Regions from separate parts of the Homo sapiens genome. Here region 1 is linked to region 2. A link is an interaction called in ENCODE POLR2A ChIA-PET data of the cell type or tissue named here. Cell type or tissue: B cell. All regions are shown on one strand. Links, peaks and the distances in the headings refer to the core of each region. The heading gives the core; the rest is flanking DNA. Region 1 overlaps EYA2 (EYA transcriptional coactivator and phosphatase 2). Region 2 overlaps NCOA3 (nuclear receptor coactivator 3).

Region 1 (16,800 bases), core at 5,398-13,397, 450 kb after region 2:
TCTGTCACCTAGGCTGGAGGGCAGTGATGTGATTGTGACTGCAGCCTCAAACTTCTGGGGCTCAAGCGATCCTCCCGATTCAGCCTCCCAAAATGCTGGGAATTATAGGTGTAAGCCACTGCACACGGCCAAATGGTTGAATTATAAAATCAGCATTTGGCTAGAGCCGGATTATCATCACTCTCAGATGAACTTCAGGATATAAAAATAAATCCGGCTGGGCTCGGTGGCTCATGCCTGTAATCCCAGCACTTTGGGAGGCTGAGGTGGGTGAATTGCTTGAGCCCAGGAGTTTGAGACCAGCCTGGTCAACATGGCAAAATCTCCACAAAAAATACAAAAAATTCAGCCAGGTGTGGTGGTGCACGGCTGTAGTCCCAGCTACTCAGGAGGCTGAGGTAGGAGGATCACTTGAGCCTGGGAGGTCGAGGAAGCTGCGGTCGCACCACTTGACTCCAGCCTGGGCAACAAAGTGAGACCCTATCTCAAACCAACCAACCAACCAACCTACCAACCTAACATTTCTCCCAGACAATTGAAGCCATTGTTACAATTACATTATTAAACACTGGCGCGGCCCATGTCTAAAGCTGGGCAGAGTGCAGGAACAGCGTTTCCCAGCCCTGTAGGTGGCTGGGCCACTCTCGAGGCCACCACAGCGTCCATCTGCCTCCTGCATAGACATTGTGTCAACCGAGGCCACCACTATGGTCACTGTAGAAGGTCACCTTACCATGACCTCTTGGGCCTAACATATCGTCGACGGTGCTGCAGTATCATCAGAGCAATCCCTGTAGCCCGGCGCAGCCCAAAGCAGACGCCTTGAGAATCCTTTCTCGGAAGGCTTGCGTTATTGCTCTTTCCGGGTCCCACTTCAAGTGGCACCTGCGGGCGGCTGGGTCAGCTGTGGGGCCGCACTGCCCCCTGGTGGTTGCAGATGAGCACAGCTTCTCGGGCGCTGAGCTTGCATCATGGGGCTCAAAATATTAGGGAAAAATGGTCCATCGTTTTTAACGCGAATTCTCCTCTTGCCAGAATGAACCACAGGTCCGTGCCACAACATGGGTACACCTCAAAAACATTCTGAGTCAAAGAAGCCAGGCACCAAAGATTACGCTCTGAGTCCATTTATATGAAGTTCTAGATCTGGCCAAACTACCTTAGCGACAGGAACCGGAACAGTCATGGAATGCGGATATAGACTGGGCAGGGGTGCGAGGGAGCCAGCCTTTTGCCTGGAAACGTTTTCCATCTTGATCTGGGTGCTGTAATTATCCCAGCATAATCATACGTAAAAATACTTGAGATTTGAGATTTGTGCAATAGACTTTATATTAATTATAAAATAAAAAAAATTTAAAATGTATGAAGGAATCCCTTGCCCAGACGCTTCATCCTGCCCCTTCTAGCCATTCTTTCCATGGCAGCCAGGGTGATTTTGAGAATATCAATCATATCACAGCACCCTCCTGTTTAAAACCTGATTGGTTTTAAGCACCCTGCTTAAAACCTTCTGATATCTTGTCACTGGATTTAGAATACAATTTAAAATCCAAAATGAATAGGGTCCCACGACATCTGGCCGGGCCTTGCCCTTGCGCCCTATCATGCTCGCACCCTCTGACCTTGGCCTTGGCCTCCAGCCACACCGGCTTCCTTTCCTTCCTTTGTCCTGCCTGGAACCGTGTATTTCCTGCACCTCTCCCTGGAATGCTGTCCCTGGCCTTTCTTGTTGTACTGGTCTGAGTTCAAGTGTCACCTCCTTAGAGGTGACCAGCGAGTCCACAGCAAATGCTTTTCGGGGGAGTCTGCACTGCATCAGCCCAATGCTTGCTTCCGGACTCCAGGCACTGTCTGAAGTGACTCTGTACTGGGGAAGAAAGCAGCCTCCTTCTTTGAGCTAACAGTACCATGCTGTGTGCCCTAAAAGTTAAAATCTCAGCCAGCAAAAAGATCCTCAATATTTTACCTCCTGGGCAAGCACCAAGACCCCTTTATGGCCCCTGAATGTTCCCTGGAGAGATACTGCCATCTCTGTCAAGAAGTTCTTCTTGGGACCCCTTTCAACAGGTCTTCTTGAAGTTGGCTAAAGTAGGCCTCCAAGAGCCACCTTCCCCTCCCTGCGGAGGCTCATACGACCCCTCCTCTCCTGCTGACCTCAAGGCAGATCTTGGAAGGGGACACAGATTGTGGCTCAAGCCTGAATGAAGCCTGTACCTGGGGTGTGTGCTGGTTCCCTGCTCCTGGCTGGCGAAAACCTTTTTTCTTGTGGGACCCAGCTGACTGGCGGCAAAGGCTACCTCCCAGTGTCAATAGGGCCGCTTTCAGTCCGGTTCCCTGCACTTTGTGACGGTCGGGACCTCATCTGCTCATTTTCACCTCTGCATCCAGAAGTTGAAACGAGCACCTGGTAAATAACAGACCTGTGCATAACCCGGATCTATTTCCAAAACACATCGCTAAGTGAAAAAAAGCCAATGGCACATGCCACCCTTTGTGTAACAATGAAGAAGAAATAAGAAATATATTGTCATATTTCCATAAAGAAACTTTAAAAGGATACAAAAGAAATGAAGGGGCCGGGTGCGGTGGCTCACACCTGTAATCCCAGCACTTTGGGAGGCTGAGGCGGGTGGATCACCTGAGGTCAGGAGTTCGAGACTACCCTGGCCAACATAGTGAAACCCCATCTCTACTAAAAATATGAAAATTAGCTGAGCGTGGTAGCTCACACCTGTAGTCCCAGCTACTTGGGAGGCTTGAGGCATGAGAATCACTTGAACCCGGGAGGCAGAAGTTGCAGTGAGCTGAGATCATGCCACTGCACTCCAGCCTGGGCAACAGAGTGAGACTTGGTCTCAAAAGAAATTAAGGAATGCAGCTGCTTACAGGAGGCTGATGAAATCAGACATATGAGTGACAGGTGGGAGAGTGCCTTCATCACACTGAAAATTGTGAATGGGTGAGCTGTAGGAGCATGGATGAGTGGATATATTCCAGCCTCTTTGAAACTTGTTAACAGGATTTTCCCAGGGGTCCCTGGCTCTCAGACCACTGAGACCACCTTGTGTTGGACAATGGGGCCTCAGAGAAGGGTCTTTCTTGCTACATCCCACATGGCCACAGCCTTTACCCAATGCTGTGGGGCACACAGAGAAAGGGCTAGTGATGCTGTTTGGGGGAAACCAAGGCTGGAAACAAGCTCCTGAGGGCCACAGGTTATTGACAGAGAAGTCTCCAAAACTGACATCTGACCTTTACGATGCTCCTATAGGGCCAGGCAAGATGGCACATGCCTGTAATCCCGGCACTTTGGGAGGCTGAGGCGGGAAGATCACTTGAGGCCAGGGGTTTGAGACCAGCCTGGGCAACATAGTGAGACCCTGTTTCTACAAAAATAAAAAATTAAAAAAATTTAAAAAAAGGTGCTCTTATAGGTAATCCATTCATCGTTTTCAATATATGAGCTTCATCAGTACCGTGAGTCATGAAACTCTCAGATTTTTGTCCAACTAATGTGGACAATGAACGTATTTGCATTTCTCTTGTTATAGGTGAGGTTGAACTTTTTTCTTTTCTTTTTTTGAGACAGGGTCTCGCTTTGTCACCCAGGCTGGTGTGCAGTGGCATGATCACAGCTCACTGCAGCCTTGACCTCCTGGGCTCAAGTGATTCTCCCACCTCAGCCTCCCTGGTAGCTTGGGCTATAAGTGCATGCTGTCACACCTGGCTAATTTTTTAAATTATTTGTGGAGACAGGGTCTCACTATGTTGCCCAGGCTGATCTTGAACTCCCGAGCTCAAGTGATCCTTCTGCCTCCGGCTCCCAATGTGTTGGGATTATAGGTGTAAGCCACTGCACTGACATTTTTTTATATTTTATTTTTATTTTTAGAGACAGGGTCTCACTCTGTCATCCAGGCTGGAGTGCAGTGGCATAATCATAAATCACTGCAGCCTGAACTGCTGGGCTTAAGTGAGCCTCCTGCGTCAGCCTCCTGAGTAGCGTGCACTACAGGCGTGTACCACCAGGCCTGGCTAATTTTTTTATTTTTGTTTTTTGTAGAGATGGGGTCTCACTATGTTGCAGTCTGGTATGGAACGCCTGGCCTCAAGCCATCCTCCCACCTTGGCCCCCACAAAGGTCTGGGATTACAGGTGTGAGCCATCATGTCTGGCCTGAGTATTTTTTTATAAGTTTTAAAACCAAATTAGCTGGGTGTGGTGGCTCATGCCTGTAATCCCAGCTACTCCAGAAGTTAAGGTGGGGAGATCGCTTAAGCCCAGGAGTTTGAGGTTACAGTGAGCTATGACTGTGCCACTGCACTCCAGCCTGGGTAACAAGAGTGAGACCCTGTCTAAAAAACAATCAAAACCAGAAAACGCACACACACAAAAATCCCCCAAAACCAAACCAAAACAAAACCAAACACCAAAAACCACCACCAACCAAAAAACAAGAACCAGTTGCATTTTAAAAAATATAAAGTGTTGGCCAGGTGCTGTGGCTCATGCCTGTAATTCCAGCACTTTGGAAGGCTGAGGTGGGCAGATCACCTGAGGTTGGGAGTTCGAGACCAGCCTGGCTAACATGGTGAAACTCTGTCGCTACTAAAAATACAAAATTAGCTGGGCATGGTGGCATGCGCCTGTAATCCCAGCTACTCAGGAGGCTGAGGCAGGAGAATCGCTTGAACCTGGGAGGTGGACATTGTAGTGAGCCGAGATCATGCCATCGCACTCCAGCCTGGGTGACAGAGCAAGACTGTCTCAAAAAAAAAAAAAAAAAAAAAAAAAAGGCTGGGCACGGTGGCTCACATCTGTAATCCCAGCACTTTGGGAGGCTGAGGCGGGTGGATCACGAGGTCAGGAGATCAAGACCATCCTGGCTAACACGGTGAAACCCTGTCTCTACTAAAAAATACAAAAAAATTAGCCGGGCGTGGTGGCAGGCACCTGTAGTCCCAGCTACTCAGGAGGCTGAGGCAGGAGAATGGCACGAACCCGGGAGGCAGAGCTTGCAGTGAGCCGAGATCACACCACTGCACTCCAGCATGGGTGACAGAGCAAGACTCTGTCTCAAAAAAAAAAAAGAAAAAAAAGAAAAAAAAAAAACTAGTAATGCTATTTATTATGTGCTATATCAGTTGGAGCGCTTTTGGCTGCAAGTAACTCAGGAAGAAACAACTCAAAATATTTAAAGGACATTAACTCACATAATACATTTAACCTGATTATCTGTCCTAGGCAGTTATCTTTTAAAAATTAAGCAATGCTTTACTCATGAAAATCTTTGTTGGATTACGTCTTCCACAGCTTCCACTCTAAGAATGTGGATGTTGCCTACAAACGAAGCCAAAGGAGAGGAAACAGAGTCCAGGGATTCAGAGAAATAAATTGAATTTTAAAGATGGGTCTTGAGTTTTGCATTTGAAGGGGTCTGAGGTCACTCATTCTTGAATCTTTTAGTCAAGTGAGCAGATGAATTCTGTTTTGTTTAAGCCATTTTGATAGTGTTTCTGTCATTTGCAATGGAAAAAATCCAAATGGTAGCTCTCTGACTTCTAAATCCCTTGGATATGCAAATTCTTTCATCCTTGAGGTCAACCTGGGCACTTTTGTGGGTCTCTATCCTTCTGCTGGGCTGCTCAGGAAGTTCTGGAGTCAAGGTTGGACTTCTGAGAGTCCAAAAGCTTTTGTATGTGTGTCTTGAATAGTCCTGTTACTCTACTTCTAAGAATGTTCTGGAGAGCAGCAAGACACCGCTGGGGAAACAGTGAAGTCTAGAAGCCTGGGACCATGAAATCCCAGTCATCCATCTATCCATCTATCCACCTAACCACCCATCTGTCCACCTATCATCCATCCATCCACTCATTCACCTATCCATCTATCCATCCATCCATCTACATCCATCCATGCATCCACTCATTCACCCATCCCTCCATCCATCCACCATCCACTAATCCATCCATCCATCCATCTACTATTCACCCATCTCTCCATCCATCCATCCATCCATCCATCCATCCATCCATCCATCCACCACTTATCTACTCATTCACCCATCCAACATTCATTAAGTGGCATATCTGTGCCAGGCTCTGTGATGGGCAATGAGCATACAGAGATGAGAAAAATACTATCCTTACTCAGCAGAAGCTCTGAGTCATCCAGAAGGAATTCAAGTTAAAACACTTACCTTAAAGACTGTGGACTGCTAACTTTTGTCAGAACTAGTCTTTGACATTGACTCATCACAACAAAAAAGTAGTTGATCACCTACGTAGTTTAATTTCAGGGTCAAGGGGAAGATCTGTTTCACCCAAAACCTCCTGTGTGCATGGCTGAAATTCTACTTGTGTTTCTAATGAAATCCTACTAAAAGAAAAAATTTTCTTAATAAGTAATTTACCCTTTGTTGGACCCTAAACAGAATTTTCCCTGACAGCAGGTTTTGATGGTAGCAGGAAGGGAGAGATGGGTAGATCATGATTATAAGTGGGTTCCTGTGTGGCAAGGGTGCTAAAGAATGGGGAGTCAGGGGGATTCAGGAGTATTCACATCACTGACTACCAGTGGATGGTTGGTGACTGGGTGGCTCTACTCTAGTCTCATTATCCACTCCAGCTAGAAGTCAGCTTATCCAGTAAAGCTCCTCCACTCATTCTAGAAGAAACCTAAGCTGACAGATATTAGTGAGGCTGACTCAGGTATTTTAGGCAATGCTAAAGATTCTTCACTTCCATTCCACTCTCTATCCATCTAACCATCACACTTCATTTCCATTTAACTTTCCATCCACCTGCCCATTAAACTGTCCACATATCCATCATAATATTATTATCAACCACCAACAACCATCAATCATTCCATCCATCTACCTGTCCAAACAACCCACTCATTTATCCACTAACTCACCCACCTAACCATCTATCCATATTTCCGTAAAACCACCCAGCCATTCACTCATCCAAACCACCATCTATTCATTCATGTCACCACACAACTACTTGGTTATCGATCTGGTCATCTATCCAATAATCTATCTGTTCGTCCATATACCCATGATTTATCCAACTATCCATCTAGTCATCCCAAGTAGGTATCCATTTATTCATCTATCCATCTTCCAGTCACCCAATTACCCACCCACCTTCCAATTAATCATCTAATCACCTAACCAACCATTCATCTACCCACGTACTCAACTGTTTAACACTCCATTTTATCCATTTGTCCAAATGGCCATTCACCCATATTATCATCCATCTGGCTGTGGTTCCATTCATATTTCCATCCTTCATTCTATGCCATCTATAATGGGATTCTATTTTGTGTCAGGCTCTGTGCTTGATTCTGTGGATATAGAGATGAAACCAACAGTACCTACCCCCTGAGAAGCTCAGGGTCTAGTAAGGGAGTCTATCTGACCCTTAGTGATGCCTTTTTTTTTTTTTTTTTTTTGAGACAGGGTCTTGCTCTGTCACCCAGGCTGGAGTGCAGCAGTGTGAACCTGGCTCACTGCAGCCTCAACCTCCTGGGCTCAAGAGCTCTTCCCACCTCTGCCTCCTGAGTAGTTGTGACTACAGGCGCATGCTATATGCCTAGCTAATTTTTGTATTTTTTGTAAAGACGGGGTTTCACCATGTTGCCCAGGTTGGTCTCAAACTCCTGGGCTCAAGCGACCCACATGCCTTGGCCTCCTAAAGTGTTGGGATTACAGGCATACACCACCATGCCTGGCCGGTGACAGTTTTCTAATCATCAGAGATTCTAGCTCTGAGACTCCAGTGGCAGAGATCTCCATCTCCCATGACATGGGTCAGCTGACTGATAATCCACGATTTTACCAGCATTAATAAGGAAGGAGCCTATATTCCTGCTTAGCATCCAATCAGATAGACCCAGGTCCTGCCTGGTCCACTATGGGTAGTGGCAGTGCTCCAGATGTCTTCAGAACTTCTCCAGATTTCCCTCCTTGCCCCTTAAACTGGATCCTTCACTCATGTCCCATCCACTGGGAAATGAAGTCCTACCATTAGAACGGAAGTCAGTTGCATTTTCCAGCCCGACCCTCAATTCCCCCAATTCTTTGAATAACAGCTCACTGATTTTCTTTCCCTTGGAGGATCAGCTTGTTCAACTTGCTGTTCGTGACAGGATCCAACCCTAAATCCAGCTCCGTGAGTTGCCTAAGCCTCAGATTTGGCCAACGAGTTACAGTCCTGAGGCTTTCGCTGCACCACGGTGAAGAATGTGGTCTCTTTCTGTCTGTGTGGTTTTGCTGAAGGACTCGTAGAGCCGTCTTTGCCACACAGGGAACAGCCTGCCTGAGAATTACGGCCACATGAGAGAAATTCATTTGACCACCCGGATCCAGACAGATACCACCTAAAGTTCCTGGAGACACTTGTCCCTTTGTCCTTCTTCCCCTCCCTTTCTGCCTCCCTCCTTTTCTCCCTCTTCTCCTTCCTCCCTCCCCCCACCCCATTTTTCTTGGCTTAAGCCAGTGTGAGTTGGATTCTATTCTTCTGCAACTGATAAAGTCTTTAAAAAGGACAACACATTTGGAAGCCTCAAGAGTGGTAATAAAGTAACCACATCCTACCCCACTTCAAAATGTAAACGTGGTTTTATTTAATGCCTTTTATCCATCACAAAGCACCCATTCCTTCCCAGCATCCCCCTCTTCCTAGAAAACAAGATGTAGCGTAAGGCACGTGCACTGTCCACATGACGTCAAGTAGGTCTTTAAAAACAAAAATAAGCAATAGTCTTTTCAACAGCTTGAACTGCCTTCCTCTCTAATGTTCAAAGAATGATTGTCCCCACAAAGCACAACTTGGAGAATAGAGTGCTTACATTAGAACTGTGAACCACCCCACATACCAGTTCAAAAAACCAAACCAAACCAACGACTAAGAAACCCAGCCACACAGGTACAAGAGCATAATTCCGGAGTAATGAGACTAGTCCATAAATTAAAAAGAAGACAAGACAAACCCATCCCCTCCTCATCACCAGGCACCCCCCAAATCAGCAATTCCTTGCTTTTGTTCTGTGAGTCTTACAGAAGAGTCTAGACTCCGAGCCAGCCCTTTTCCCCAAAGTCAAATACTCCGAAGCCAATGTTGGGTACTTTCCTTCTCAGAACCCCCATTTGGACTGATGGACGGCTTCTGAGATGGTCACTGGACACGTCGTCTCGGCTGTGGGGCCCCTTCCTGGTGTCCAACATCTGGGTCTCTGGAGTTCTCGGTGGGGAGGTGGGGAAGGCGAGGGGGTCTGAGGGTGAGATGGCAGGTGGAGATGCTGCTGATCCTGCTATAAATACTCCAGCTCCAGGGCGTGCCTCAGTGCCTCCAGGTCTGCGTGGCAGGATATCCGCCAGAAAGGCATGTTGTGCTGAAACACAGAACACCAGCCACAAGGTTATGGCCCCGCCCCTGCCCCCGGGTTCCACGCCTGTGGTTAGAGGGCATGTGAGAAGTCAACCCAGTTAAGTCTAGCACGTGGGGACTTCCCAAACTATGGGGCACTTGATGTTGCTGGCAGACCCACATCTGGCCAGTACCCACCAGTATGGCCAACCATTTCTATTCAGAGCCTGCTCTGACGGGCTTATCCAGCACTGCCCAGCGTGTTCGCTGTTTGACCCTCTCGCCTCTGTTGGTACCAGCGTGGTCTTAGGCGGTGCACTGACATGGTGTTAAATTGCACAATGGGAAAGCGATTCCTTTTTAAAAATTTGTTCTTGCCTGGGCACTGTGGCCCACGTTTGTAATCCCAGCACTTTGGGAGGCTGAGGCGGGAGGATTGCTTGAGGCCGGGAATTGGAGGCTGCAGTGCTCTGAATCCTGTTACTTCAAGAAGAAAGTCACAGCTCGGTGCTGGAACCCCTCCCCAGCATTGACAGTCTCCACTGTGAACAAACAGAGCTGGTCTTGGAGAGTCTTCAGCAGGCCACTGTAGCTAGCCAGGTCAGATGACACTAATCTGTTTTCTTTATAGCTTTCGTTTTTATCTTTTCCTTTTCTTTGCAGCAGGTGGTACCTGCTTCAAGTTATTGTCATGATGTGGAGTTTTTTTTTTCTTTCTTTCTTTCTTTTGAGACAGGCTAGAGTGCAGTGACATGATCTCTGCTCACTGCAGCCTCAACCTCCCAGGCTCAAGCGATCCTCCTACCTTAGCCTCCCGGGTAGCTGGGACAACAGATGCATGCCACCACATCTGGCTAATTTTTGTATTTTTTGTAGAGATAGGGTTTCACCATGGTGACCAGGCTGGTCTCAAACTACTGGGCTCAAGCGATCCACCCACCTCAGCCTCCCAAAGTGTTGGGATTACAGGCATGAGCCATTGTGCCCAGCTGAATTTCGTTTCATTAATTTTTTTTTTTAATTTTAGAGATGGAGTCTCAGTTTGTTGTCCATGCTGGAATGCAGATCATGGCTCACTGCAGCCTTGATCTCTTGGGCTCAACTGATTTTCCTGACTCAGCCTCCTGAGTAGCTAGGGACATATCTAGGTAAATAGGAAAAAGGAAGGATGCAGGACAAATTGTATATATATGTGCATGTATATGGAAGAAAGAATGCTGGCGTTTCTCAGTAGTTTAAAAGATAATAAATAAGACTACCTTAGGAAGAATGTAAAGAAATCATTAAGGCAGGTGTAAATAAAATGTCATGGGAGCCAGCCAGAGGAAGCAGCCTCTTTTTTGGTAGAAGTGAATGGGATGGGGGTGTCTCAGGGGACAAGAAGCGCATGAGACCCAGACCTTGAAGAACGAATGAGGAGGCCGGGCGTGGTGGCTCACGCCTGTAATCCTAGGACTTTGGGAGGCCAAGGCGGGTGGACTACCTGAAATCAGGAATTTGAGACCAGCCTGGCCAACATGGTGAAACCCCATCTCTACTAAAATACAAGAATCAGCTGGGCGTGGTGGTGGCCACCTGTAATCCCAGCTACTTGGGAGGCTGGGGCAGGAGAATCACTTGAACACAGGAGGCAGAGGATGCAGTGAGTTGAGATCATGCCACTGCACTCCAACCTGGGCAACAAGAGTGAAACTTCATCTCAAAAAAAAAAAAAAAAAAAAAAAAAAAAGAATAAGTGCTTCATAGTTAGCAGGTCACTGAAGGGAAGGGCATCCCAGATTGAGAATCCCTCAGTGAGCAAAGGAAGATCTATAAAGATGCCAGGGGCAGACCCCAGTGGGGCCTTCTGTACAGGTCACAAACACTTATGGGGCTTTCATTGGAGGCTCAGATAAACCCACAGATAAGAAATAAACAAGATAAGTTCATCTCCTGGTAAGTGCTAGGAAGGAAACAGAATGAGATAGGGTAGAAAGCAGCTTTGTGTGTCTACTTTTGAGAGCTGGGTCAGGAAAGGCCTCTCCAGGGAGTGTCATTTAAGCAGGCCCTGGCAAAGATGTGGGGGAACGTGGGGGCAGGTAGAAGACACAGCAAGTGCAAAGGCCCCAGGAAGGTTGAGCTTGGAATGCAATGCTCATTGCTGCACCGCATGGCTCTTGACACATAGTAGGTGCTCAAGAAATATTCGTAGAAGGAATGAAAAGAGGAAGAGAGAGAGGGAAAAAAAGAAGGTAAGTTTCTCAAGCAAAGTCCTCTGAATGTATCCTTTTCTCTTTGTTCTGTAGTTTCTAAACAATTCTCAGCTCAAGGGAAGCAGAAAACCATCTCCTATGGGAACAGCTCTCATCTCTTCAACGCCTTCTCACTGCCCTAGCATTCCCACCCTGCCCTCATCCCGGCCAAGCCCTCCTTTCTTTGCAAAGATAGATTCTGGTTGCCACCTGGCCAATCCTGCCCTCTTTAAAGAGTGTAATTTGGCTGAGTGTGGTGGCTCACACCTCTAATCCCAGTACTTTGGGAGGCTGAGGTGGTCGGATCACCTGAGGTCAGGAGTTCGAGACCAGCCTGGCCAACATGGCAAAACCCCGTCTCTATTAAAATTACAAAAAATTAGCCACATGTGGTGGCTCATGCCTGTAATCCCAGCTACTCAGGAGGCTGAGGCACAAGAATCGCTTGAACCTGGGAGGTGGAGGTTGCAGTGAGCCGAGATCATGCTACTGCACTCCAGCCTGGGCGACACAGTGAGATTCTGTCTCAAAAAAAAAAAAAAAAAAAAAAAAAAAAAAAAAAAAAAAAAAGAGTGTGATTCATTTTTCTGGGAGAGAATGAGCAAAGGTGGAAGAAAGAGAATGTTCTAGCCGCCTTTACCCCAGGCTTAAAGGTTCCAGAGTGCCAGTGGATTCATCACTCGTGAAGAGGTGGAGACAAATCACCCACTAAAATGGAGATATTAACAACACTGTCAGCGGAAACAGTCAAGGCCCCTGGTCCTGCGGCCATATTTTACACCGCTCAGATTTCCGGTGGCCTGGGCTAATGACTTCCATTTGTCAGGCTGAGAGAGCTGCTGGTGGACACTGTTTCTCACTAACGTTCTGAGGCTTCTGCCTCAGACACTGGGACTTTTATGGGAGTTCTGTGTGTGGTGGGTGTGTACCTAGTCTTCTTTGGCTGACTCTACTCTTGCCTGACTAGCTCAGGGGTGAAAACCAACCGTGTTTGAAACTCGTAAGTCCGTCTCCTCCCTGCCAGGCGTTTGGAGCATGACACAGGTAGGTTTGCATGTGCTAGATGTGTGACCCTAGGCAAATTAATTAACCTTTCTGAGTCTCAAATTCTGTCATCTATAAAATGGGGTGTGGCCGGGCACATGCCTCTAATCCCAGCTTTCTGGGAGGCCAAGGTGGGCAGATTGTTTGAGTTTACGAGTTTGAGGCCAGCCCAGGCAACATGGCAAAACCCCATCTCTATAAAAAAAAAAATACAAAAAATTAACCAGGTATGGTGGTGCCTGTCCATAGCTCCAGCTACTTAGAGGTGGAAGTGGGAAGATCGCTTGAGTCCAGTAGGTAGAGGCTGCAGTAAGCTGAGATTGTGCCACTGCACTCCAGCCTAGGTGCCAGAGTGAGACCCTATCTCTAAAAAAAAAAAAAAAAAAAAAGGGATGCAATGATACCCACTTTGTAGGAGTTTTTGGAGGATTGAGTACAATGATGATGTTAGCAATAAAGTTACGGTGGTGAAGGGCATGGGGTTAGGTCAGCAACTCAAGATGCCAGCCACAGCCTGGCCACACACCAGTGCGACTGACCCTGGCAGCTGCCCCTCAATATCACTTCTCCCCTTCTCTCTCAGAAGCAGCTCCCATTTCTTAGCGGGGCTCATGGCGGCGGATAATAGAGACTACATCTCCCAGGAAAGGGGAGGAGCCTTCCAGGTGGAGGGAACAGTGCCTGCAAAGCCTTCCAAGCTCCTCTCTCCCGGGGCCCTCTCCCAGGACCCTAGGGCTTCCCTCTTCTTCTGGGTTTCATCTGCTGAGACCCTGAACATTTTTGCATTTCCTTGGGATTTGCTGCCAGGCAGAGATGGGGGAAACCAGGTCCCCCTAATTAAGGTCTGTGACATTAACAATCCACTTCCCAGGCCTCCGGGTTGGGGGTGGCAGCCTCTCTGGGGCGCTGTTGACAGATCCAGACCCAGGACTTTGGCAGCTGTTTCTTTTCCAAGAACAGAGATGTGGCCACCAGAACCCCCTGCCCTCTCCTCACGGGCCCGAGATCACAAATGCAGGATTTTCTTTTTCATTAGCTTAATGCTGTCTTTATTAACTGGGAAGGGTTGCTGGAACATATGATCAGTAAGTATTAAATAAAACACATGCACGTGCACTGGCCCCCCACCAGCCTGCCCTGCCGGAGCGTCTCTAGGCTCCCGAACAGTTGTCCCAGAAACAATCCAGGGCTACCAGGGGCAGCAGCCAGAGGCAGAGAGGGGGATTTGTAGAAGGAAATTACTCAGGATGCTTCTGCAATTTGCAAATGGAATGGACTGGCAAGCAAGGAGCCTGGGAAGGAGGACCCAGCCAGCCACGGGGAGTGGAGGAAATCATGGAAGGAGCCCTTGAAGACCACGAGGGGTGCTCGAAAGAGCAGGAAAACGCAGTCTGAGAGGTGGAAGAAGTACCTTTTTCGCTCCTTGCTCCTCTTCCACACCATCACCGATCACCACGTAGACAGCTTTTCTGCCGAATCTCTGCATTATCCTCTCGAAGCAGCTCTCCTTCCCTGCACGCACACAGGAAGGAAAGAAAAAACGCTCTGTGAGGACCCCGGATTGCAGCCAATACCCGCTCATTAAGAGCTTGGTGCCTGCAGCTGTGCTCCCAAAGGCCCGGTATTCATCATTTCGTTCTTGAGCAAACTTCTGAGGTGAGCCCTGTTATCATCCCCACATGAAGGATGATGACAGCCGGAAACACAGCGAGGGTCAGTAGCTTGCCCAGGGCAACACAGCAGGAGGAGGCAGCGCAGGGGTTAGAGCAGGCTCCCAAGTCTCTGCAGCTGTCCGATGTAGAAGTGGCAATGGATGCACAACCATTTGAATGCACTTGATGCCACTGCGCTGGACACTTTTGTTTCGAGACACAGTCTTGCTCTGTCACCCAGGCTGGAGTGCAGTGGTGCCATCTCGGCTCACTGAAACCTCCACTTTCTGGGTTCAAGCCATTCTCCTGCCTCGGCCTCCTGAGTAACTGGGACTGTAGGCACGCATCACCACACCTGGCTAATTTTTGTATTTTTTAGTAGAGATGGGGCTTCACCATGTTGGCCAGGCTGGTCTCGAACTCCTGGCCTCAAGTGATCTGCTCACCTCAGTGTCTCAAAGTACTGGGATTACAGGCGTGAGCCACTGCACCCAGCCATCTTAACCTTTTTTTTTTTTTTTTAGACGGAGTCTCGTTCTTGTTGCCCAGGCTGGAGTGCAATGGCCTGGTCTCGGCTCACTGCAACCTCTGCCTCCTGGGTTCAAGCGACTCTCCTACCTCAGCCTTCCAAGTACCTGGGATTACAGGTACCCGCCACCATGCCCTGCTAATTTTTTTATTTTTAGTACAGATGAGTTTTCACTATGTCGGTCAGGCTGGTCTTGAACTGCCTGACTTCAGGCAGTCCACCTGCCTCGTCCTCCCAAAGTGCTGGGATTACAGGCGTGAGCCACCGCGCCTGACCCATCTTAACCATTTTTAAGCGTATAGTGCATGGCCAGGTGCGGTGGTTCATGCCTGTAATCCCAGCATTTTGGGAGGCCGAGGCAGATGGATCACCTGAGGTCAGGAGTTCAAGACTAGCCTGGCCAACAAGGTGAAACCCCGTCTCTACTAAAAATACAAAATTAGCTCGGTGTAGTGGTGCACGCCTGTAGTCTTTGCTACTCAGGAGGCTGAGGCAGGAGAACTGCTTGAACCCAGGAGGCGGAGGTTGTAGTGAGCCGAGATTGCACCACTGCCCTCCAGCCTGGGCAACAAGAGAGAAACTCCATCTTAAAAAAAAGAAAAAAGGTTAAGATGGTGAAAATTTTACATTATTTAATTTTACCACAATTAAAAATAAAAATATTATTTAAAAAAGAGATTCGAAATAAACCTGCAAAGGTACTTGAGGTATGCAGGAAAAATGGGAAAAATGAAAAGACAGGATCTTGTTGAAAAATCTTCAACAACCATTTTGGCCCCTACTACTATAATTTTAAAATCAAAAGGCACTTTCATATAATGTTTGGACGTAGAACTTCAGTAAAACCAAAATTGCTCCAAGAAAATGCTGCCAAAGTACTATAAATTATTTATTTTTTTTATTTTTTGCTCTAGAGAAAAAACAATGGAAAAGGTTTCTAATTAAAAATATTTTGGCACGGTGGCTCATGCCTGTAGTCCCAGTACTTTGGGGGCTGAGGTGGAAGGATTGCTTGAGGCTGGGAGTTTGAGGCTGTAGTGAGCTATGATCTCGCCACTGCATTCCAGATTGAGTGACAGTATGAATCACTCAGCTATGGACTACATTTCCCAGCTTCCCTGGCAGCTACTTGTGGCCACGTGACTAAGCTGGGGCTAACAGGAAGTGAGTAGAATGTAATGTACATAGCCTTCTGAGCTTGGCCTTCAAATACCAGACCTGCTAGAATGAGGATGGGCTAGGACTCTGATTTGACCCCATACATGAGAATAAAACCATAAGAAATGGTGGAAAAATAAAACGGGAGAGACCTGGGTTTCTGGATGTCTCTGAGGACAGGGTCACCCCACCAGCCTGGATCACTCACCTCTGTCTGTTCTACTAGGGAGAAATCAGCTTTGACTCTTTTGCAAGCCCTTGCATTTGGGGTGTGTTTGTTACAGCAGCTTTGCCTGTATCTGAACTCATACAGACACTTTGGAAAACTGTGGTCCTAACCAATTTCTTTAGAAGCAGAGGTTAAGGCATGTGGTCTATGGGGGCTGTTTTGGGAATCTGAGTCATGGCCATAGGCACACTCCATCCATTTCTGTGGTGTCATGTTCCTTAAACACCCCATTCCCAGGATGGAAAGCTAACCCCACCCTCCAACCCTGTATCCCCGCCGAGGTGTGGCTTCTCCCTACCTGTCTTGGTTGCACTGTAGATGTTCTCAATAGGAAACACAGACCCCAGGCCATATAGCAGGACTTTGGCCAGGGCAGGAATTAGTTGAGTGGTGGTGACCAGCACATTGACACAGTTGGGCCTAAGGACAAAGGAGACTGTGGATCAGAACTCAGAGGGACCACAAGGCCAGGCCTCCTCTTGCTGCATGAGCCTGCAGTTGGCGGGAAATCTGGTAGGCTTGGAGGCTATGGCTGTCATCTTCAGGTATGTTAGGGCCCAAGGATTCTCAGGCT
Region 2 (8,000 bases), core at 1-8,000:
TAAATAAATAAAAATTTGGGGAGTCCTGAAATAAAAGGGCTAGGGCTAGTTCCCCACTTAATTACCCTCAGTAAAGACAACTGATGCTGCTCACACTTGCAAAGTGTCAAATCAGCTTCTTAATGTCTCACTCTTAACATATAAGAACAGTCAGGGATCACCAGATACTTGATAAAAGCGTCCAACACTTTCCAAGCTTGAACGTGACTCAAGCAAATCAAAGACAAGAAAAATAGAGAAGACTTCAAAATATAGAATGAAGGGCCAGGCGCGGTGGCTCACGCCTGTAATCCCAGCCTGTAATCCCACTTTGGGAGGCTGAGGTGGGTGGATCATGAGGTCAGGGGATCGAGACCATCCTCGCTAACACGGTGAAACCCCGTCTCTACTAAAAATACAAAAAATTAGCCAGGTGTGGTGGCGGGCACCTGTAGTCCCAGCTACTCGGGAGGCTGAGGCAGGAGAATGGCTTGAACCCAGGAGGTGGAGCTTGCAGTGAGCCAAGATCACGCCACTGCACTCCAGCCTGGGCGACAGAGCGAGACTCCGTCTCAAAAAAAAAAAAATAGAACGAATTTAATGCCCAACATGTCAACAGAAATCCCAGAAAAGTAGGTCAGAAAAAAAAACACAGGAGAGATAAGGTTAATAAAGAAATTATACAAGAAAACACCCCTAAACCAAAGGGAATATCAGTGTATCTAGTACACAGCAGAATGAATGAAAAAAGACCCATACCAAGATACAGCATCATAAAATTTCGGAGAGAAAAAGTTCCTAAATCATTCCAAAGAGAATAAACGGGTCACATGCAAATGAATCAAAATCAGAAAGAAATACAACTCAGTGGCCACACTAGATGCCAGAAAACTATGGCAGAAATCTTTCAAAAGTATATAATTATTTTAAACCTAGAATGTAATACATAGCCAGACATGTAGGAGGGTGGAATAAAGATATTTTCAGACACATAGAACCCAAAACATTTTATTTCATGCAGTAGGGATGAAGAAGTTAATAGAAGTTGTGTTGCAGCAAAACAAAGGAGTAAATCAAGACAGAAAGCGATTTGAGATTCAGGATACTAGGAGTCCAACACAGGGGAATAGTGACAATTATTAATTTCTAGACTTGCCTCACAAGGACACAGTAAAACAGAGAGAACTACAGGAGGGAAGGAAGGAATTGATGGGTTATTTAGTGTGCCTGAACAAGTAAAGAAATAAAAAAGAACTTCTATACTTCTGTTGGAGTATAAAATATGGCTCCTCAGTGCCAAGGTTCTATGTCACTGGTATCCCTGAAGGTGTACACAAGGACTGCTCAGCGTTTCCCATCTGCACTGTGACAGCATTTGCCACATGGCAGTGTACTTCCATATGTACACATCTATTTCCCCAACAACAACTGACAGCCCCTGATGATCTTTCCTGCTTACTGTTGAACGCACAAACCTATACAGTGGCCCCTCCATAGCCTTTAAATAAAAACAGTCATGGCTGGGCACGGTGGCTCACGCCTGTAATCCCAGCACTTTGGGAGGCCAAGGCGAGTGGATCACTTGAGGTCAGAAGTTTGAGACCAGCCTGGCCAACATGGCAAAATCTCATCTCTACTAAAAATACAAAAGAAATTACCCGGGCGTGGTGGCGGGTGCCTGTAATCACAGCTACTCGCGAGGCTAAGGCAGGAGAATCACTTGAACCCTGGAGGTGGAGGTTGCAGTGAGATGAAATTGTGCCACTGCACTCCAGCCTGGTTGACAGAGCGAGACTCCGATTCAAAAAAGAAAAAACAGTCACTACAGAATGTGTCTTTCAGAAATACAGATTTGTGAATGGCATGTTTTCATAAGGCGGGGTATGTAAACAGGAACAGGACACCATGATGTTAGGATGTTCAGCTTGGCCATTGTAAACAAGTTTTGTTTAAACAAACAAGCAAAAAAAAAGCTTGCCTCAGAATACACACGGCTTGGCTAAGTAGTAGAGAAAGATAGTTATAAAAATGAGAACTGTTAACATGAATAAAAGGTCACATTTTTAAGAACAGTACAGTAGCTTAACTAAATCATTTCTACAATTGCCAAAAATAGTGGGTTGTTGAAAGTAATATCGCAATCGTAAGTATATTTTCTATTTTAACATACGAATTGAGACCAAAAAAGGATATTTTCCAAATTTAATGCTGGTATCCATGAATGTAGTGATATAACACAAGTACTAGGAGAGACACACACAGGCATTCTTGTATGTGGCTTCATGAATGTGTACGCGCGCACACACACAAATATACACTCTCCTACTTCCATGTTAATGCAACCTACCTGATTGACAAGTTCAGGAATGCCCAAAGCTCTGTCAATTTCTTCCAGGCCTGTGGCATCTGTGTTGCTGAGAAGAGTGTGCAGCTGGTCCAATAATGCTCTTTCGTCACTCTGGCCTTCCAGGTTGGAAGGTGGCCCAACAAGATCATCCAGGGAATTCCTAAGAAGAGGCCTAGAAAAAGACTTGCAATCAATGTCAATGGTGCTTTTTTTTTTTCTAAGAGTAATAGATCACAGCAACCATGCATAGTATTTTTAATGAACAGTAACTCAAATGCTACAAACACAAATAATAAACCAAGTGGTAAAAAAGAGTGAATGGCATCAATTTAAGTTTAAGGCCCACAATTTAGAAATTTCACCAGGCCACTTTAGACCACCATATACAGCTTAAACCCCCAATCCCAACACCAAATTGTAATTGCCAAACCCTAGGCATTTGGGGTATAGCAGAAATGGGGGCCAGGGGGAGGGTAGGGAAGGATGGGAGAAGATACTCCTCACAAAAACAGTGAAGGAGGTAATAATTATAATACTTGAAAATTAGAGAAATCAAAAGAATAAAAGGAAGGATACAAATGTTGAGCTATGGCCAGGCGCAGTGGCTCAAGCCTGTAATCCCAGCACTTTGGGAGGCCGAGGCGGGCGGATCACGAGGTCAGGAGATCGAGACCATCCTGTGAATGGTGAAACCCCGTCTCTACTAAAAATACAAAAAATCAGCCAGGCGTGGTGGTGAGCGCCTGTAGCCCCAGCTAGTCGGGAGGCTGAGGCGGGAATGGCATGAACCCAGGAGGCGGAGCTTGCAGTGATCCGAGATTGCGCCACTGCACTCCAGGCTGGGAGAGAGAGCAAGACTTTGTCTCAAAAAAAAAAAAAAAAAAAAAAAAAAAAGAAGGGAGCCAGGCGTGGTGGCTGACACCTGTAATCCCAGAACTTTGGGAGGTAGAGGTGGGCAGATTGCTTGAGCCCAGGAGATCCTTGAGCCGAGATTGCACCACTGCACTCCAGCCTGGGCGACAGAGCCAGATTCCGTCTCAAAAAAAAAAAAAAAAAAAAAGAAATGTTGAGCTATCACTGACGTGAGTCTGGAGAAATACCAAAATGACTTTGTCACACTTGGCCCACAGAGCTCATATTGGCAAGTGTAACACAAACCCCATACACCCACAGCAAGTTGCCTCAGTTCTCCAACACATACAAGGGCATGAAGTTAAACATTTATCCTGCCTCAGAAAAGTTCTGTTAACTTGAAACTATTTGCTCTCTATTGAGTAGAGAAGCATTCAAATAAATTCATATAGAGTAGAGAAGCACTCAAATAAATTCATATAGTTACATCACTGTCTGCTCAATAGATCAGTTCATTTTTATTTTCCTTGCTTAACTTACTGTAGAATTCCTGTTAGAGCTGACATTGACCATGGCCTCTTGCATGCAAGTAAATTACTAAGCTAAATAAAAATTAAATACAATCTACAATTTTTTTTTTTTTTAGAGACGGAGTCTCACTCTGTTGCCCAGGCTGGGGTGCAGTGGCATAATCTCAGCTCACTGCAAGCTCCGCCACCCGGGTTCACGCCATTCTCCTTCCTCAGCCTCCTGAGTAGCTGGGACTACAGGCACACACCACCACACCCGGCTAATTTTTTTTTTTTTTTTTTTTTAGTAGAGACAGGGGTTTCACCTTGTTAGCCAGGATAGTCTCGATCTCCTGACCTTGTGATCTGCCCGCCTCGGCCTCCCAAAGTGCTGGGATTACAGGCGTGAGCCACCACACCGGGCCTACAATCTTTATTTTATGAAAAATTTTAAAGATGCTATATAGTTATTTCACTATCATCACTGAAATGTTTAAAATAATTTTAGAAAACAATTAGCCAATCCTTAAAAGAATTTTCTCAATAGGCAGCAGGTGGTTGGGGGAAAAGAAAAGTTTTTTTAAAAAAGTTTAATTTTCTGGAAAACTGAGGCTAACCCTCTGAAGAACATTTATAAAACCACTAGAAACATGTACTTATCTTTTTTCCCCTCCTCATGGGACTAGAGAGACAATCATCTCACAGAGAGGCTCTCAGAGGTTTGGCCACTGAATGGCCCTAATGGCTGGACAACATGGTTGTATCTCCTCCCTCTCCTGTGAATGCCACACGCACTGCTTACTGCTTCAGCCTCATTTTTACACAGAGTTACACGAGAAATGCCCAGCTGGCAACCCAGTACCTCAATTATAGGGAATTCTCATTCTCTTTCACGTTTGCTTCTGTGCTCCAACTCTTTTCTAAACTACCCAATGCTGAGATTTTCTACAGAGTCACAAAATAACACCCCACCTATTTTGAGTGCCATGAGAAACTTGTTCCATGGACAACATGCCATCGGGCCAGGAACCCAGTTGGTTAGATGCTGCTGCTTGGCCATAGGGATTAGCCCCCATTCCCATGGGGATTTCACCAGGCCCTGGGGGAGCAAAAAGAAAGCACAAATTCTCAAATAAGAGCAAAAATTATCCTGAAACATCTAACTTTCTTTTTTCATGAAGAGGGGAGGGTGGACACTTACTCATTTGAAGCATCTGCTGCTGCTGTTGCAATACTGGTCTCGCACCTGGTATGCTATTAGACCGAAGAGGCAATGTGGGAATAGAGCCACCCAGTGCAGGTCTGGGTAAAGAAGTATTATAATCTCCTCCTGGTCTTCCCATGGAGTTTGAATTCATAGGTTCCATTCTGCCGGCCTTTGAGTTTGGTAAGCCCCAGTCTCCTGAGGAAGGAGTCTGAGTCACAGTCACATTTCGGTTTGGCCCACCTAAAACAGGTAGCCATACTTAGGTCTTTTCCATATTATAATGAAATCCTTCTTATACCATGTAAGTACAGCCATTATACACAACATCAACCTTGACAAAACAGCACTTTGTCATGGTAAGAAAAGGGCTGGCCAACTGTGGAGACATAGGCCACTATTCTCATATATTCAACAGGCTGGAAAATGTCATAGACCAAAAGACTCTTGAAGAGTTTACATAACCAAAACATAGAATAAATGAAGGATATTCATGGAAGAAACATACTAACGTTATTCAAAAAGTTATTATTTACTCCCAATTATTTAGATGGCTTTAAGTATTTTAAATATGCTTTTCCCAAAATAATCATACATACTAATTAGAAATAACGTACCCATACTTGAGCCATAATTTTCCTGACTATCCATCATTCTTGGATTCCCACCCAACATGGGTTGCTTTGGTAACATGGGGAAAGCACTGATATTTTTTACTGGAGGACTTGAGCCAACAGAAACAGGGCTATCCAGAGACACTGCTCGGTTATATGGAGGACGAATAGACTGCACAGACTGTGAACTTTTCAAACCTGTTGAAAACACAATACAAAAACATTTCTTCGTGATTTAATATATAAATAATCAAGTACAAAACACAAATACCACCACTCCCCACCCAAGAATGTCTTTCTTACAAAAACAAACACTGTCTTCCTTTACAAAATAAGTGAGGGAAGTGGCCCTCACCCACCACCGCCACCCCCCGCCCCCCTGCCAGCCAAAAAAGGGTCTCATATTCCAAATAAAGTAGAAACAACAATCTCCATGTCGGCTGAAGTACTGAGAACTTTTCTGTAGCCTGATATGGTCACTGATACTCTGCGCTTCACTTAATATTGAAAAATTCACAAATGTTCCAAGCTCCTGAAGGTTCTTGCATATTTGTACTTAAGTATACTGTTTATAATTTTAACAATCAACTTAACCAGATAAGTTGCCTTCTGATCGAAAAGAAATAAAATGTAAAATCCCCTTCTAACCTTCTTTTTTTCCCCCCCACTCTTAATTGATCTATCCATTCTAGTTTAGGAAATAATGCTACTGAATAATGACCATTCTGAATAATTGTGCATGCTGCCTTTTCAATTGACACACACAATATATCTTTGTTTTTCTGTCTGTTTGTTTGAGACGGAGTCTCACTCTGTCACCCAGGCTGGAGTGCAGTGGCGCAATCTTGGCTCACTGCAACCTTCGCCTCCCAGGTTCAAGCGATTCTCATGCCTTAGCCTCCCGAGTAGCTGGGACCACAGGTGTGAGCCACCATGCCCGGCCTACCTTTGTTAAATTGATGAAGTCAACACACAGCAACAGGAGAGGGGCTAGATAAGAACCAGCAAACACCAAAGAAAACTATCTTAATTAAATGACAAGATTCTGTTAAAACACCAATGGACAGGTTTTAATCTAGAGTCTGAGTTGCTTTTTAATCCAGTTCTCTGTGGCTAAGAAAAATATATGCCCTAGTACCTACAGTACTCACCTGGAATAATCAAACATGAATATTTTTCTATAAGTGCCATGATTACTGGCATATTAGTTAGAAGTGGGAAATTTATTTAATTTTTAAAAAACAGGAAAATGTTCAAAAAGCTTTCTAAAGCACATATAAATTAGTATAGAAAACAGAGGCAGAATATATGTTCTGAAGTTATAAATGCTATTTATATCCTGGTCTTAGTGTAAGAGTGTTTACAGGTATGCAGAAAAGTTTCAAAGGCAGCAAAAAAAAAAAAAACCTAGTTCATTCTTACCCAGAGAATTAGTTCCTTGAAACACCTGTTGCTTAGTCCCCAGATGACTACCATTTGAGGATATGGAATTATTGTAAAAGTCAGAACTAGTCAGATCACCAAGAATAGCATCTAGATTATCCAAGTCTCCAGATCCCTGAAAATAAAGTTTTAAAAATTAACCTGTATACATTACCAGACACACAGGTATAAACATACCCATCAGAAAAAATGATACATGAAATAGAAGCAAGTAAAATACAAAAACTACCTACAATGATAATACCCACCTGAAAGGCCAGTTTATTATGACCCCCATCTCTAATCTTCCTCCTCTGAGATTAAATCACTACATTTGGTCCTTTCAAAGGGGCATTTTTTAAATTTACACAAGACATTTAATTCTCAAACTGTAGAATATTTTGCAGGTAACAGTCACTAGCAGTGCATTGATAATTAGCTAACAGATATCTGCATCTACACAAACCTTCTGAAAATAAGTGTGATTAATAATAAAAGGAGCAAGCTGGGATGTTCATAGGCATGCTCTAAAAAGGGCTTCGGTCAATAAATTTGGTGAACAGTAGGTTAAGCCCACATCCTAACTTTAAGCCTTTCATTTTCTCAAGTGCATATTAATATATCCTATAAGTTTGGGAAATGCTTATACAGAATGTCATCTTGTGCATGAAACTTGATTTTACCTTAAAATAAAAATTATGCTGCTTAATACAAGTTTTTTTTTTCCTGATTACTTCTACCATTCTCTTAATGACCCAATCTGCCCATTCCAGCAATAAACACCTCCATGAAAAAATTTCATATTGGCTACTAAAGAGTTATAGTCACATCTTAAAACATACACATCTGTTATTTCTAAATTACATCATAATTTTACTGACATCCAAAATAATTATAAAGAAATGAGAGCTAAAGATTTAACTTTCTTTAAATAAACCTAAAATGGAAGAATTTTTATATCACATTATCTAACACCGAAAAATGATGAAATATGAGCTGAAATATACAGAAAACAAATTACCTCTTCACTTGTCTCTGTCTTAATTTTAGGGTCTTTCTCTTGACTTGAGCTA

Evidence for each region. ChIA-PET counts read pairs that join two places held together with the same protein. Peaks named below come from ENCODE experiments on the same cell type or tissue, not always from the same donor. Only the 100,000 strongest peaks of a DNase experiment are listed, where the experiment ranks them.
Region 1: POLR2A ChIA-PET joins it to region 2 with 7 read pairs; 3 of 35 experiments call an interaction of 5 or more read pairs at or near these places.

What each region holds. Positions count from the first base shown.
Region 1 is chr20:47,180,661-47,197,460 of GRCh38, reverse strand. It overlaps EYA2 (EYA transcriptional coactivator and phosphatase 2), which reads right to left. Exons shown (of 16, transcript NM_005244.5): 14 at 16,525-16,646; 15 at 14,070-14,170; 16 at 8,617-9,408. The coding sequence ends at 9,328. Among named protein-coding and RNA genes, the nearest start is that of MIR3616, 22 kb to the right of the region's middle. RefSeq lists an enhancer at 15,826-16,120. In B cell, for the core only: no CTCF peak of the experiment used is centred there; no DNase peak of the experiment used is centred there; H3K27me3 peaks cover 1,047 bases.
Region 2 is chr20:47,636,711-47,644,710 of GRCh38, reverse strand. NCOA3 (nuclear receptor coactivator 3) reads right to left here. Exons shown (of 23, transcript NM_181659.3): 12 at 7,949-8,000; 13 at 6,928-7,063; 14 at 5,509-5,703; 15 at 4,889-5,134; 16 at 4,660-4,786; 17 at 2,327-2,498. Among named protein-coding and RNA genes, the nearest start is that of NCOA3, 140 kb to the right of the region's middle. In B cell, for the core only: no CTCF peak of the experiment used is centred there; no DNase peak of the experiment used is centred there; H3K27ac peaks cover 299 bases.